Linked DNA regions of Homo sapiens: region 2 is linked to region 1. Evidence: chromatin contacts called from ENCODE Hi-C data. All regions are on one chromosome and are shown on one strand. The core of a region is the stretch at or near the end of the contact, and the rest is flanking DNA. Distances in the headings are between cores, read along the strand shown.

Region 1 (3,061 bases), core at 562-3,061:
GAGCTTTTAACCCCTTCTGCACTTGGCTAATCCTCAACATACCCCAGCTATTCTTTCCATTGTCCTTGTTCCTTTCATCAAGAAATGTAATTTGTGAATGCCAAAGCTCCCCTGGACACATTCTGTTTCCACACAAATTAAGTTCCCAGAATTTAATACTGCAGGAAGCCTTGAGATCTTTCAGCCCAACTCACTAATTTTACGCATGAGAAAACCTAAGCCTGGGATTAATCCTAAAATGTATAATCAGTCATGGTAGAGGCAGGCTGGAATCCAGATTCCTTGACTCACTGTGGGTATGTGATGTGTATAGTCCTTTACACTCCCAAGCTGAGTAGCAAAAATATATCTTTTCTCGCTTTTTTTTTTTTTTGAGACGGAGTCTGGCTCTGTCACTCAGGCTGGAGTGCAGTCACACGATCTCGGCTCACTGCAACCTCCACCTCCCAGGTTCAAGCAATTCTCCTGTCTCAGCCTCCCAAGTAGCTGGGATTACAGGTGCTGCCACCACCCCAGCTAAGTTTTGAATTTTTAGTAGAGACGGGGTTTCACCATGTTAGCCAGGGTGGTTTCAAACTCCTGACCTCAAGTGATCCACTCACCTTGGGCTCCCAAGGTGTTGGGATTACAGGTATGAACCACCGCACCTGGCCGATATCTTTTCTCTATTACATTTTAAGGAGAAAACATGACTTTCCCCGTTACTTAAGTTACTTTTCACAATTTGTTCTTTTGTCCCTGGAAGCAGGTGGGCTTCATAAACACAAATGAAGAGAAATGAAGAATGCTAAACAGTTTCAGCAGAGACTGGAAGCTTGAGGGCAGTGATGACATCCTATTCCCTGATATATGCCCATTGGCTACCCAGAACCACGGCACAGAGCAAGCTCTCAAAAACCACATGGTGAATGAATGAATGAATGAATCACTGATTTAATGACAGTTTGCCAATTTCTCTGCCAATTAGGGAATGAATGTGTTACACTGAGATTTGGAGACTGCTGTGGAGCCTGTCTCTTATCTAACTATAAGTTAGGTGCTTACATAAAACCAGAAAATGCCTTGTATTTGAAAATATGAAAATGCCTCTGTATGCTAAGCGGTGTGTCAACTGAGAAAGTACAGGCTTTGGAGGTGGCAAGCTTCGAATCCCAGGTGTTCACTCTGGTTACTTAATTCTAGGCAAATTATAGAAAATTTCTGAGCCTTGAATCCCCCTACTCAACCCTACTCCTTCCATTCCCCCCACTGGCATGTTAGGATTAAATGAGATAATGTATGCAAACTGCCTTGCACATAGTAGGTGCTGATTAAATGTTAGTGTCACTTCCTTGTATTCCCAACTGCCTGTTGAAGAGTCATGTAGGTATTCAAGTAGGTGGGGTGGCAGTTGGGGGGTAGGTATAAGACTGAATGAAAATTGAAGGGGCTTTTTGGCTGAAAATGTACATAAATTATCATTATGGTTATAGTTATCTAGTAGCTGCTTTTACTGATGGTGTGCCTTGCATTCAATATAAGCAAAGCTGCTATCATCCAGGTATTCCTCATATTCCATAACCTCTAACCATTTCCCAGGTTTCTAAATAAATTGCTTTTCAGGAAAAAAAATAAATCTAGCTTTTTGCTTACCCATTTGGTCTTGATATCCTGGTTCCGAGCTCAAGGAACTCTGTCTCCTCCTCCATTTCCGTGTCAGGGATCATGTTTTTCTGAACAGGCTGTGGTGAAAGCATTTCCCATTCATTGTCATGGGTGACAGCCTGCAACGTAACTGCATCCGGGCCAGCCCTGCCTCGGCTCTTACTCTTCTGTGATTGGCTGACTGGACCAGAGGCTTCCTCTAGTGCCAAAGATTCTAGAGGCTTCATTTCTTCCAGAATCTGCAGCTGGGGACCCTCACCCAAGCCGAGTTCAGAGAACGGCTCCACAGTCTTGCCAGACCACCCAGGCCCTGAGTCCCTGGCATCCAGTGATGGATCACCAACCTCACTATGGCCCAAGAACATCCAACTCTGGTCTTGTGCAGGGCTTTCAAAAGATGATCTCGTATCGCTTTTAGAAGACATTTTCTCTGCAGAGAGACCTTTTCTTTCATTTAAGGAGGCTGGCTGACATGTGTCTGGGAAGCTTGCTAACTGAGTTCCCTGCAGCCCTGTTTCTTTGGAACCTACATACAATTCTAATTCAGCTATGCTTTCTCTTTCTTCACAGGTCTCTGGCTTTGAGTGTGAATTTTCTTCACGGTTTACAAGTATGTAATCCATGTGTAGTGCATGACGATCTTCATTCTTCTCTGTACATCTTTCTTCCTTGTATTCTGATTTTATCTGCTCAGGCTCTTTGGTAGGAATTGTTTTTTCTTCTTCCAATTCTGATATTTCCTTGCTGGCACCTAGAAGTGGAAGTTGAAAGTGAGAAGAGGAGAAAAAGGTTTAATTAACACATTGTGTGATTTGTGATCCTTGCAAATGATCATCTAAAAGAGGTAATTTAATATTTTTTATATATTTTATTTATTTATTCATTCATTCATTTGAGACAGAGTCCCGCTCTGTCACCCAGGATAGAGTGCAATGGTGTGATCTCGGCTCACTGCAACCTCCACCTCCTGGTTTCAAGCTATTCTTCTGCCTCAGCCTCCCGAGTAGCTGGGACTACAGGCACCTGCCCCCACGCCCAGCTAATTTTTGTATTTTTAGTAGACATGGGGTTTCACCATGCTGCCCAGGCTGGTCTCGAACACCTGACATCAGGTGATCCCCCCTCCTTGGCCTCCCAAAGTGCTGAGATTACAGGCGTGAGCCACCGCGCCCAGCTAGAAAATATTTTTATTTTGTAGAGTCATTCGATTTTCTCGTGCACTATCAGGAATAGGTATTACATATGCACTAGATTTTACTGCTGTTATAATACAGGACTTAGTGAGGCATGCCTTGAAAATGTAGTTAGTTTTCTCTCTACCCTCATTGGTAGGAAGAGTGTGTCTTACAAATATGCACTAGTTTAATCAACGCAGCAGTTTCTTGGAAGTGGAAGAATGGAATGTTTCTTACCATTT
Region 2 (3,106 bases), core at 461-2,960, 410 kb before region 1:
GTCTCACTCTTGTCACCCAGGTTGGAGTGCAGTGGCGCAATCTCAGCTCACTGCAACCTCTGTTGGCCAGGCTGGCCTCGAACACCTGACCTCAGGTGATCCACCCACCTCAGCCTCCCAAAGTGCTGGGATTACAAGCATGAGCCACCTCGCCCGACCTGGATTTATTAAAACACATTTCTTGGTTGACATAAGCTAAAGCCATCTTGGTTTCTTTGAAAACAAATGCAAAGGCTGGACACAGTGGCCTGGCCAACATGGTGAAACCCCATCTCTACTAAAAATATATAAGCCGTGCGTGGTGACACATACCTGTAGTCCCGGTCACTCAAGAGGCTGAGGCAGGAGAATTGCTTGAACCCGGGAGGTGGAGGATGCAGTGAGCCGAGATCATGCCACTGCACTTTAGCCTGGGCAACAGAGAGAGACTCCATCTCAAAAATAATAATAAAAACAAATGCAAAGAAAAATGTCCCTAAAATTTCCTCCAGCCTCTTTAGAACTTGGCCTTGCAAAGATCACTAAAGCCTTCATGCTTTCTCTCTGTGTTCTCACATAGGTGGCAGTTGTGTGAGGAAATGTGGTCCTGGATTCTATGGTGACCAAGAAATGGGAGAATGTGAGTCCTGCCACCGAGCATGCGAAACCTGCACAGGCCCTGGTCATGACGAGTGCAGCAGCTGCCAGGAAGGACTGCAGCTGCTGCGTGGGATGTGCGTGCATGCCACCAAGACCCAGGAGGAGGGCAAATTCTGGAATGGTATGTGCCCCCCAAAAAAGAGGTCACAGGGGTCTAGCGACCTACTCTGCTTCCCTCCTTCTATAACTCTGGTTTTTTTAGTTATCCAGGAGAGAAAGGCTGTGCAGAAAAACAAGAGTTTGGAGTGAGAATCAAGTTGGGATCGTTCCTGAGTCTCTCTGATGCTTGCAGTAGGAGTGGGTAGGAAGCTGAGGTTGGCATTCAGCCAGCAGAGAGAGCCCAAAGGGCAATTTATAATTAGTCTACCTGCTTGAGTTTCTACCTGGGTGAAGCAGGCCCGGAAGCAAGTGAAGAGAGTCACGGAGGGAAATGGCCCTGGTATCATTTTCTCAGAAATTTCGGAGTCACTTCTATCACAGGCATGTCCTACGTCCTTATTACATGTCCTTTTTACAGTAAAGGAAAATTTTACCTGTAGGGTAGGCTTTTCCAATTAGACAAGCAAGAACTGCTCGAATGTATTAGATTTTATGCTAAAAACAGACGGTCTCTATGGCTGCGTTATTAGAGCTCACCGTCAGTCAAGCTTGCCTTTAAAAGTTGCTCTTCCCAGTTGCAGACAGGGAAAGCGTGAAGCTTCTGAGGAGGGAGGAGAGGGGACAGGTGTGGGAGCTTGGAATCCAACAGCAAAGCCCTGCAGGTGCTCATTCCTCCCCGAGTCTTTAGAACGCGCCTCCTCACACTTGAGCGTCAGTTATAGGCTTCCTTGCAAGGTAATTACAAACTTTCAGCGACCCCTCTGTGACCGAGGTGGTTAAAAAACAAAATCCTCTTCCTGTTGGAAAAATCTGACTCATGTTCTATGCGGAGACAGTCACAAAAACAGGAGCTGCTCTTCATTTGATTTCGAGGCAAGAATTTGTTAAAAGGGTCACTTCGGTGCAAAGGCAACGGCAGCCGAAGAGAGTGCTGTACAGGAGGAGTGTGCTAAGGGCTCGAGGGAGTGACAGCTCTGTGGTTTTTGCTGGGCTGGAGAGGAGGCACGTCCATGGCTGCTGTCTACTACGGCAGTTTTACACATGTGACTTCAAGGAAGAGCAGCTCAGAGACCGTGGAAAGCCCAGCAGCCAAAGGCCACGGAGAACACGGGCCCTATTTCAGAGACAGAGCCGAGAAGATTATTCAATCCAGATTGGGCTATCTTCTGTGAGTTATAGCTGAAGCAAAATGCTGAAAATGAGTTTGTTTGGCATTCAGGCATTTAAGAGGCAGTGCAAGCCAAAAGGAAAATGGTCTGGTGCTGTGTTTCTAGCTGAACATCTGTATTTTATCTGGCGTCCAGATGATGACACGGTCCAGGGAGCCAAGAGTTAGAGCAGGCTTGATTCCCCAAATGATTCCACGTCCCTTCAACTGGACTACGCATTTTGCAAGCAGAAACCAGGCTTCAGTGGTTCCCTTTTGTCGAAGCACCACACCCACCCCTCCACATTTTCTACTATCACAATGTAATGTTTTTGAGGAGAGGGAGGAATTAGTGCATTTGGGGATTTTTCACTAATAGGGGATTGGGGACAGAGATGAGAGTGTTTCTCATGGCTGGACAAAAGCAATCAAGTCAACGACAGAGCTGTACTTTCCCATTCCCATGACCTATGAAATAAGACATGCAGACCATTAACACAGAGAAATAGCCATTTATTCACTAAGCAAGGTAAAGCTGTAGCTCAGCTTCCCCCAGCATAGTGTAAGCACTGAAATGGATAGTAAATGGGAAATGCATTCCATAAAGTCCTGGGAGTATTTGAGCCAATGCCTACAACCTTCTCCTGACTTCTTTTGCTTAAAAAAAACAGGATCGAGAGTGTAATAGGAGAGGAGAGGCTTCCAGAGAACAAGCACTAATTAGCCACACCTTTCAGATGATGGAAAGCAGATTGCAGTCATCCTGGGTCAATTCAGAGGAAACCCAGGCAAATTACAGAGTGTTTTTGAGAGGATATAGCTGCCTAGGTGGTACCAGAACGTTTTTCTGTTTCATTTTGGGTTTTGTTTTATTTTGTTTTTCAAACACAGATTCAGATTCAGGTAGGAAAGGTAAGATGACACACACTTCAATCCATTCCTTCACCCATGCTGCTCCCCAGTGGAAACAATAAGATCCTGTTTGCGTCTGAAGACTACAACCAACCCCATGAGCATCTATCAGCACAGGCTGGGAAAACACCCTTGAAATAAAAGTCCAGCTAGAGTTCCCTGAACTCCTCTTTTAATAAGGTGGCTAATCAGAATGAGAATGACAACAGTGAGAGAGCCACCATTCTTTGCCAACTGCCAACAAAGTGGGAATACCTCCTACCTAGTCTAAGGATGCAGATTCCTCCACCTATCAGACAATGCCTGACA

What was found. A loop is a pair of places that touch in the nucleus more often than their neighbours do. Pooled maps may share reads with other maps.
Region 2: a loop to region 1 is called in a map of HepG2, with 9 times the contacts of the local background. The contact joins two enhancer-like sites. A Hi-C loop is called at or near these places in 5 of 168 maps with a recorded cell type or tissue (HepG2, IMR-90, MCF 10A and 2 more), 17 of 37 single-sample maps with no recorded cell type and 15 of 50 pooled maps.

Annotation. Positions count from the first base shown.
Region 1 is chr9:76,701,705-76,704,765 of GRCh38, forward strand. It overlaps PRUNE2 (prune homolog 2 with BCH domain), which reads right to left. Exons shown (of 19, transcript NM_015225.3): 8 at 3,057-3,061; 9 at 1,633-2,395. Among named protein-coding and RNA genes, the nearest start is that of PCA3, 61 kb to the right of the region's middle. Within about 2 kb of position 1,812, at least 2 of the 41 ENCODE cell types and tissues checked have a DNase peak (open chromatin) inside an H3K27ac peak, as active enhancers do.
Region 2 is chr9:76,296,106-76,299,211 of GRCh38, forward strand. It overlaps PCSK5 (proprotein convertase subtilisin/kexin type 5), which reads left to right. Exons shown (of 38, transcript NM_001372043.1): 27 at 560-760. Among named protein-coding and RNA genes, the nearest start is that of RFK, 97 kb to the right of the region's middle. Within about 2 kb of position 1,711, at least 12 of the 41 ENCODE cell types and tissues checked have a DNase peak (open chromatin) inside an H3K27ac peak, as active enhancers do.